Regions from separate parts of the Homo sapiens genome. Here regions 1 and 2 are each linked to region 3. The links are chromatin contacts, found by Hi-C or POLR2A ChIA-PET in ENCODE. All regions are on one chromosome and are shown on one strand. Each heading gives the region's core, a stretch centred on a gene start or an enhancer-like site at or near the end of the contact. The rest is flanking DNA. Distances are from core to core; before and after follow the strand shown. Region 1 holds the start of IDS (iduronate 2-sulfatase). Region 2 holds the start of TMEM185A (transmembrane protein 185A). Region 3 holds the start of EOLA2 (endothelium and lymphocyte associated ASCH domain 2).

Evidence for each region. A loop is a pair of places that touch in the nucleus more often than their neighbours do. ChIA-PET counts read pairs that join two places held with the same protein, here RNA polymerase II (POLR2A). Pooled maps may share reads with other maps.
Region 1: a loop to region 3 is called in a map of natural killer cell, with 11 times the contacts of the local background. The contact joins the promoter of IDS here to the promoter of EOLA2 in region 3. A Hi-C loop is called at or near these places in 4 of 168 maps with a recorded cell type or tissue (GM12878, endothelial cell of umbilical vein, naive thymus-derived CD4-positive, alpha-beta T cell and 1 more), 3 of 37 single-sample maps with no recorded cell type and 16 of 50 pooled maps. POLR2A ChIA-PET finds 5 or more read pairs at or near these places in 11 of 52 experiments (A549, CD4-positive, alpha-beta T cell, CD4-positive, alpha-beta memory T cell and 8 more).
Region 2: a loop to region 3 is called in a map of chondrocyte, with 18 times the contacts of the local background. The contact joins the promoter of TMEM185A here to the promoter of EOLA2 in region 3. A Hi-C loop is called at or near these places in 2 of 168 maps with a recorded cell type or tissue (chondrocyte and naive thymus-derived CD4-positive, alpha-beta T cell), 1 of 37 single-sample maps with no recorded cell type and 11 of 50 pooled maps. POLR2A ChIA-PET finds 5 or more read pairs at or near these places in 1 of 52 experiments (SK-N-SH).

The regions. Positions count from the first base shown.
Region 1 is chrX:149,504,056-149,506,962 of GRCh38, reverse strand. IDS (iduronate 2-sulfatase) reads left to right here and starts at 1,657. Exons shown (of 9, transcript NM_000202.8): 1 at 1,657-1,928; 2 at 2,670-2,806. The coding sequence starts at 1,826. RefSeq lists enhancers at 1,753-1,912, 1,905-2,406, 2,530-2,907 and a silencer at 2,469-2,568.
Region 2 is chrX:149,630,425-149,633,127 of GRCh38, reverse strand. It overlaps TMEM185A (transmembrane protein 185A), which reads left to right and starts at 1,336. Exons shown (of 7, transcript NM_032508.4): 1 at 1,336-1,585. The coding sequence starts at 1,548. RefSeq lists silencers at 1,374-1,783, 1,794-1,843.
Region 3 is chrX:149,937,101-149,940,150 of GRCh38, reverse strand. It overlaps EOLA2 (endothelium and lymphocyte associated ASCH domain 2), which reads left to right and starts at 1,660. Exons shown (of 5, transcript NM_001013845.2): 1 at 1,660-1,958; 2 at 2,671-2,718. EOLA2-DT (EOLA2 divergent transcript) reads right to left here and starts at 1,603. Exons shown (of 12, transcript NR_027456.1): 1 at 1,365-1,603. RefSeq lists silencers at 415-474, 755-834, 945-1,214.

The sequences.
Region 1 (2,907 bases), core at 408-2,907, 430 kb after region 3:
CCTATACAAGATTACAGAAAATAGTATAATAAACCCCAGGTGTTCATCAATGAACTTCATTGGTTATCAACTCATGACAAATTTTGTTTCATCTCTCCCTGCCATTTTCCCTTCTCCTTTTACTATATAGATTTATTGCCATTTTTAAGTTTTCTATTGTTTACTTTTGTATCTTTAAGTAATATCCCTAAATCTGTATTTCTCTTTCTATGAACTGGGGACAGCGACTATTGATTTATTATTATTATTATTATTATTTTTTTGCGATAGGCTGGGGCAAAGGAGACAATCCTAAATTGCTAACCCTAAATTAATGTGCCTACATTTCCTGCCATCTCCCTTCCTCCTCCCAGCTTTTTGTCAACTGTTGCTGCAGGCCAGGTTCCCAAGGAAGCTGACTAAGATGTAGAGTAATGTGCAGGAAGTTTCTTAGGGAGTACTCTTAGGATCAACACCTGTAGAAGGGGAGGGGAGGGAAGAAATCAAAATTCAACAGACAGAGAAAGTGGGCAGTCTCAAAAAAGGCTTCAGTTAACCCCACAGGGAGCTCTGAAGCTGAAATGGCCTTTCAGAGATGTCCCAAGTTGGGGTAAGGGGCTGCACCTTTGTACCTTCAAGTTGAATCACTGATGTGGGCTTCCTGAGAACAGGGGTGACCTTGGCTGAGGTACCTATCTTTTTCTAAGACAATTTCTGATGAGGGCTAACGACAGCTAACAGCTCTCAAGCCAGCTAGGGAAATAAAATTTTTGGTGTTGAAGGGAGATCTGAGCAGTGCACCACAGCACCATCACAGCTGTATTTGTACCTTCCCATTGTCCATTGTTGTTTAGTCATAATTAAGTCATCTGGGCTTTGTTATAGATTGATTCTCAAAGTTGAAAATCAAACTGTGTTTGCAGTATTAGGACGGTATAATAGTATTCAGTACAGTACAGTGTAGGGCTAGGATTCCATCTCCCCACAATTGCTGCTCTCTCTGTTTGGCGCACCCTTCTTGCAGACCTCAATGCGGCTTGCTCCCTCACTTGCTTCAAAATTTTGTTCAAATGCCACTTCACTAGTGAGGCCCTGCCTGGCCACCCCATAGAAAATAACAAGCATGCCCCGCACCCACGCTTTATTTTTCTCCAGACCGGGTATGCCCACCGACACTCTCTATATTTTTTTATTGTTTTAAGCTCCACCAAAGCAGGGACATAGAGCCCCAGTGCCACCAACAGCGCCTGGTATACATATTTGCGATACTTAATAAGAATTAGTTGAAGAAATGAATAGGAAAGGGAGTCCCTTTAGATGGAGGAAGGGACTTTCTCAAAAGGCCTCATGGAAGGAGAATGGCATTGAGGCTGGCTTACAAGAAGTGTGTCTTTTATAAAAAGAAGGAAGGGCAGGGCTTCCAGGTGAAAGGCATAGCACAAGCAAAGGCAAAAAGACGGGTAACTGCTAGTTGTTAAGGGCAGTGGCTGAATCGCTATACCCCTAGCAGTTCTACACCTAGGGGCCTGCGGGCCGCTGGGTCTGCGAAGCTTGCAAGGCAACTGGCCCGCCCCCGCTCTGCGCCTGTCTCTCGGCCACGCCTATTGCTGCAGGATGACGCGCACCTCTAGAACCCGCCCCGGAGGGGAGGGACGCAGGGAAGAGTCGCACGGACGCACTCGCGCTGCGGCCAGCGCCCGGGCCTGCGGGCCCGGGCGGCGGCTGTGTTGCGCAGTCTTCATGGGTTCCCGACGAGGAGGTCTCTGTGGCTGCGGCGGCGGCTGCTAACTGCGCCACCTGCTGCAGCCTGTCCCCGCCGCTCTGAAGCGGCCGCGTCGAAGCCGAAATGCCGCCACCCCGGACCGGCCGAGGCCTTCTCTGGCTGGGTCTGGTTCTGAGCTCCGTCTGCGTCGCCCTCGGATCCGAAACGCAGGCCAACTCGACCACAGGTGCCGCCCACGCCCTCCCTGCCATCTCTTCTCCCTTCCTCCCTCCCTTCCTTCCTCCTTCCTTCTTTCCTTCCTTCTTTGTTTATATCCATTCTTTTTACCCTTCCTCTCTCCTACCATTCCTTCTTTCATCCATCATTCGTTCCCTCCCTCCATTTTTCACTCCTTCCTACCGTCCCTTCATCCCTCCCTTCCCTCTTTCCATCTATTCATCCATCCATCTCCTATCCCTCCGTGCTTCCCTTCCTCTTTCCCCCCATCTTTCCCATCTCTATCCATCCATCTTTCCCCCTCCTTTCCTCCCTCCATTGGTCCATCCGTCCCTTTTACCTTCTATCCATTCATATTTCTCTCTCTTCTCCCCTCCTTCTCTCCATCCTTTCTTCCCTTCAGCTATTCATCTTTTCCTCCTTATCTTCCTCCATCCAACCATCTGTCCTTTCCTGCATACATCATTCTCTTTTTTTCCTAAATTCATCTTTCCTTTCCACCATCTTTCACTCACTATCTCGCTTCCTCACCCAGGTTGGAGGCCATGACCAAAGCCTAACCCTGCCACCCAGGACTCAGGCTTCCTCCTCGAGCCCCACTCCCACCCTTGCTGAGGCACAGCGCCCTCCCTGGCTAGGCTGTTAAGGTGCAGGGTCCAGCCTTGGGCCTCTTAGTAACCTAGCACCTACCATGAGGGAGGGTTCAGTGTCAGTGCAGGTTACCTCACCAAAGCCCCTCCCTCCTGTGTAGATGCTCTGAACGTTCTTCTCATCATCGTGGATGACCTGCGCCCCTCCCTGGGCTGTTATGGGGATAAGCTGGTGAGGTCCCCAAATATTGACCAACTGGCATCCCACAGCCTCCTCTTCCAGAATGCCTTTGCGCAGGTATGTCTGGGAACCTCTAGCTGTGGGTGTGTGCTGCTTCGTGCACTGAGGGTTGGGGGCGGGGAGCTTCAGCTATTGTCAGATGGCACAGATTGTGCGGG
Region 2 (2,703 bases), core at 87-2,586, 310 kb after region 3:
CCCAGAGGATGGGAAAGGAAGATGGGTGAAAAAGTCTGGGACAGGGTCCTGGTGCTTCAGCAGATGAAAACTTGATTTGGATTACTCAACCTTAAAATCAGCTCATATAATAATATCCATTTCCCAGTGGGTGTTGGGAAGCTTAATTACCACTTATGATATGTTTTTACGTTCTCAGAAGAAAGGTGATACATCAAGACTAAGTATGACTATCGCAATTGTGATTCTCTCAAGCTGCCCTTGGGGCTAAACAGTATAAAATTGTCATTTGTGAAACTCTGCTATTGCAACAAAGGATGACTATTATCCATAATGATAGTAGACTAATGTTTAAGGCATTGTTGTGCTCATGAAAACTTAAATCTGCCCAAAGTGAAGATGGTAAACTAGGTCACCTGCTATGAGCTTGTCCTGCTCTTGGATTCCAAAAGCAAACAAAATCCTTGAGGAGGTTGACACCTGAAAGAGTACCAGATAGCAACAGCATTCTTTGTACACCTAGCATGTACCAGGCAGTGTGTTATGCACACGATCTCACTGAATCTTCCTAACACGCTTAGAAAAGAGGTTTTTATCATTTCCATTCTGCGGAGGAGAAAAACTGAGACTCAAAGATGTTGACTTGCCCAAGGAAGATGAACCTGGTACTTGTAAGTAGGGCAGCCTGGAGTGGAGGCAGAGGTCAGGTGTGAAGTGACCACAAAGTTTAGACAGGATCCAAGGAGGCTCTGAACTGGGTTAGAAAAATGAGGATGATTTCCACGTCTCCTGCTTGAATACCCCCCTGCGTACGAATAGGCCTGCTGCTAAGGGAAAAAGGGAACCCAGGAGGGGAAGGCGGTTGGCACGGGAAGTGACTTTGGTGCTAGGTAACTTGAGTAGGGAATAGCCAGCATATCTGGACACGCTGGCTTGGGAATTGGAAGGGAAGTTGGGACCCAAACTTTGGAGTCGTTGACAGATGTGACAGGTGAAGCCTGGGATGACATCGCCAAAAATGCAACGTCTCACTCATTGTCACTACTCCCAGGGCTCAGTCGTCACTGGGGAAAATCTCCAGAAGGTAGCGCGGGCCAAGGTGACAGGTGTCTGCCAAGATCTGCCCGCCAGACTCCCGGGCGGCGCGCTCCCTCCCTGCAGGCCTTCAGCCCGTCAGCATCCCCTTCCTCGGGGCCCTGCTCACTCCCAGCCTCCATCCCCCTGCCATCTCCTCCGCCGGTCGCGTGCGGACACAAGGATGGGGACCTCCCAGCGAGGAGCGCTCTGGGCGGGGCTCCGGACGCATGCGCGGCCCTCGTACGGAAGCCCGGAAGGAGGGGCAGGGGGCGGTGGCTCAGGTTTCTCCGGGCGGCGGCGGCGGCGGCGGCGGCGGCGGCGGCGGCGGCGGCGGCGACGGCGACGGCGACGGCAGCGGGGACGGCAGCAGTAGCGGGAGCAGCAGCGTGGACGCGGCTGGCGCTGGCGCCATGAACCCGCTGTAAGGCGCAGGCTGTGCAGCACGGGGTGCGGGGGAGGAGGAGGAGGACGCCGCGGTGAAGTTCTCCGCCATGAACCTGAGGGGCCTCTTCCAGGACTTCAACCCGAGGTGAGGCGGCGTCGTTGGCGCCCCCGGGAGTCCGCGCTGCGGGCTCGGGCGCGGGCTGGTGTTCGGCTCCGGGGAGGCACGGCGGGCGAGATGCTGCAGCCCGAGGACCCGGGCGCCTGCCCGAGCCTCCCTGCGGGTGCAAGCGGTCCCCAGGCAAAACAGTCGGCCTCGGCGCCCGCCCGCTTCCTCCTCCCGTGCCCGGTGCTTTCAGCCCCTGCCCGGCCACGGCCGGAAGGGCCCGGCCGCGAGCCCCGTCCTGCCCCAAGGGAACCCCATTCTTTTCTGCTTGCTGTCCCTCATTGGTGTCCCAACTTCTTCGTCTCGGTTCCATCCTCTTCTGCGCCGCTGCGGGCCCTCCATTCTCCGCGTCAGGGCCGTCTCACTCGACCCAACACCCCTACCCCCACCCCAGCTGTTTCCTCCAGTTCCTCGCAGTCCTTGGGGTTTTCCTTGGGTTTATGCCCATCCCTCTCTTGTTTGCTTCTTTGTTGAACGGATACCTGAAACACTGTTGAATCCTTGGAGTCAGTGTCGGGGTATGGCAATACCTTATATAATGCATTTCTGGGTGAGCCTGATCATTTTCCATACTCATTTTCTCATCAGTCTTCACTACAAGTTTATTTGCAGGAAGTAGATATTGCTGTCCTTCTTTTCCAGATGGGGAACACCCAGTGGACAGTGTGGAGAAAACACTGGCTAAGCACTCAAGCGCCTGTCCTTGCACTTGCCCGACTGTTTTGTAACTGTTCTTTACCCCAGGCTGTGAGCTCCCTGAAGCTGAGACCATCTCCTGCTCATCTCAGTGTCCCCAGCGCCTCCCACCCACCGTATCTGGCACATAGTAGGCACATATAAAATGTTTGTGGAACTAAACTGAGCCCAAAGACTTGGATTGGAGACGAGGCCATATGTAACTGGGTGATTCTCTGCCCTTCTTTGGCCCTTCTGTAAAATGAGGAGTTGGCCTAACTGATCTCTTAAATGCACTACTCTCCGAAAGGAGTATCCGTTTCCCTTATTTGCCAGTTGGGAAGACGTGCTCAGTAAATATTTGTGTGCTGTAACCTATGTTAGGTGCTTTAGATGCTGGCGGTCTCAGCATGGGGTGAAGAAGG
Region 3 (3,050 bases), core at 411-2,910:
CCTCCAGCTCTGCACTAGCTCCTCCCCCGCAATTCTCACCCGCCAGCCTTGGTGCAGCTTGGCTCCTCCTTCTCCAGCTCTTTCCCGCAGCCCCGCCCCATCTGCTCCCACAGCGCTTTGCCACAGCCTCGCCCTGCTCCTCCTCCAGGAACGCCCGGCTTTCCCTCAGCTCCACCCTGCAGCTGAGCTGTGCACCAGGCCCTCCCACAGAGCTTTCTCGTGATTCCACCCTACACCTCCCCAAGCCGCCGCTCCCCTAAGCTGGTTCTCAGGAGTCCGCGGAGTCCTCCCGCAGCTGTTCCTCGCTCAATTGCCCACTGCCCCGGCCTGCTCCTCACACCACTGATGGCAAAGCCCCGACCCCAGACCCTCCCCAGTGGTTTCTCTCGGCCCGGCCCTACCCCGCCCCTCCAACGCCTGCTTCCAAGGCCCCGCCCCCAGCCCATCCTCAGCGGTTTCTCTCAGCTCCGCCCCGCCCCAGCCCCACCCGGCTCCTCCTGCGGCTGGTTAAAAGGCCCCGCCCCCAGCCGCTCCCCAATGGCTTCGCTCAGACCCGCCCTGCCCCGAACCCCCCCCTGCTTCTCCCGCGGCTGCCTCCGAAGCCCCGCCCCGCGCCGAGCCCCGCCTCTCCCCATCTCCTCCCTGTTTCTCCCGCGGGTGCTTCCAAAGCCCCGCCCCCAGCACCCCCCTCAGCGGTCTCTCTCAGCCCGATCCAACCCTTTTCTGAGCCCCGCCCTGTTTCTCCTGTGGCTGCGTGCAAACCCCACCCCCCAGCCCCACCCCAGAGGTTCCCCTCGGCCCTGCCCCGCCCCCCCAGCCCCGCTTCTCCAAAGGCTGTTTTCAAAGCCCCGCCCCCGAGCCCCTCCCCGGCGGTTCCCTCAGCCCCGCCCCACCCCTCCCCGAGCCCCAGCCCCCCCCGAACCCCGCCCCGCCCCACTCCTCCCCCAGCCCTGCCCTGCTTCTCCAGCACCAGCTTCCAAAGCCCCGCCCCCAACCCCTCCCCACTGGTTTCTTTCAGCCCCACCTTCCTCCTCTCACCAGCCCCCTCCCTCCCCGCGCTGGTTCTCAGGAGTCCGCGAGCTCCTCCTGCAGCCTCTCCTCGCCCAGATCGCCCATAGCCCCGCCCCCAATGGTTTCTCTCAGCCCCGCCCCACCCCCTCGAGTCCCCGCCCCATCCCAAGTCCCCGCCCCATCCCCTCAAGTCCCCGCCCCACTCTCAACCCCGCCCCAGCGGTTTCCTCACTCCCGCCCTTCCCCTCCCCCAGCTCCGCCCTCCTCCTCTCAGCCCCGCCCCCATCCCCTCCCCATTGGTTTCTCCCAGTTCCTTCCTGCTGGTCTCGCAGCTCTGGGCTTAAAAATCCTGCCTGGTGGTCTCGTCCCGCCCCTCCTCTTCCTCCCTCCGGTTCCTTTTCCTCCTTCCGGTTCTTGGTCTAGGCTGCCTGTCTCGAGCTCCCCGGCCTTGTCCTGGTTGGCTGGCGCGGGACAGGATCCGGTAAACTGAACAGCGTCTCCTTGTGGCAAGTGCGTGCGTACGTGCGTGGCGACGTCACTGCGTGGCTTCGTGAATACGTGGCTTCCTAGCGATTTGGCGGTGTATAGGCGTGGCTGAATACGGGCCTCCTGCGTACGTGCGTGGTGTACGTACGTGCGTGATTACGCGCACACGTACGTTCCTCATGAAAGGGACGACGGGAGCTGCATGAAAGCCGAAGTTATGGACCGCTAGCATCTGTCACTGGCCACCGGTTTCCGGGAGTAAGCGGCAGCTACCTTACAGCCCTGACACGAGCCGGGTGCTCTCTCTTCTCACCGCGGCCCACGTCTCCTCGCTGGCTCCGGTGGCCTCGCTGGGTCGCGAGGAGGCGGAGGACTGTACTCTGAGGCCAAAAGCCAGAGTCGGCCCTGAACGCCCACGACTCTCAGGGTCCAGAGGCCGTGAGACCGGCCGCGGCTGAAAGGTACCAGGGCCCCTGATGCCGGAGCCCGTGTGCTCGGCCCTCTTGCAGACGGTACTTGCGGGCTGGGGTTTCTTTCCCCTGGGTTTCGGGCAGAGAACCCGTGCGGGGCGCGCCCGAAGCGCCCTTTGGTGTCCCTTGCTCTCCCCATGGTCTCGGCCCCCCTCCTTCTAAGCGCGTGTACCCGCGACCTGCGTCTGCAAGTGCTGCTCCACACACAGCGGCCCCATCTCGGCCCGGTCTTCCCTGCCTCCCGCTTGGCCCCTGTGCTGTAAGCTCGCCTGGACCCCAGGCCGGGCGGTGCATAGCTCTGTGGCCTGTGGCCCCGTGCTCAGCATGACCTAACCAGAATTAAGCAGTGGACAATGGGATTTAGGCCCCCCAAACCCTCGTCCGATGACAATGGGAGGGGAAGTGTGATTTTTCTCCCCTCGGATGGAGCGTGCTCAGCTGTAGGAATGTGACTCAACTTGCTGAAATGATTTTCTGCTCTGCGGACTGGTGCACCCTGTGACCCAGACAGATGTGGAGGGTCCCACCGCTCTGATTAGCAGAACCAAACCGTGAGTGAGGTGCACATGTGTTACTCTTAGGACCGGCCCTCCCAGCTCTTGGTTTCCAATGCCTGCTGAGTAGAAGACCTTCCTAGGGCCATTAACCAGCTTTGCTGACTTGCATTTAATGACCTTTCCTCTTTATCTTCCTTGTTGTGCAGGTAAAGAAACCAAGTGGAAGAGTGTTTCCTCCTCTGGCCGTAAAGCAGGTACTCTCTGCAGCACCAGGTAGGAGGGGACTCAACCCCCTTCTTGCCTTTTCAGTTACATCAGTTCCTACTAGGGATTCCACACACACACAGTTGTTGTGATTTTGTGGTGATGACGAGAAAAGGGTTGGCTAAGAAACTGGGCGGCAGAAAAGAGGCAAACATTCACTGTAGCCATTTATCCCGATGGAAGTGGCCAGGCCCTGTGGGGGACATTCAGCCTCCGTCAGAAGTAATCCAGAACCAAGGAACCTGGTTATCTTTGGTCACTCATCAGAAGAATAATCATGCTCAGGGGCCACAAGTGTGTGAGGAAATGGCACCATGGATGG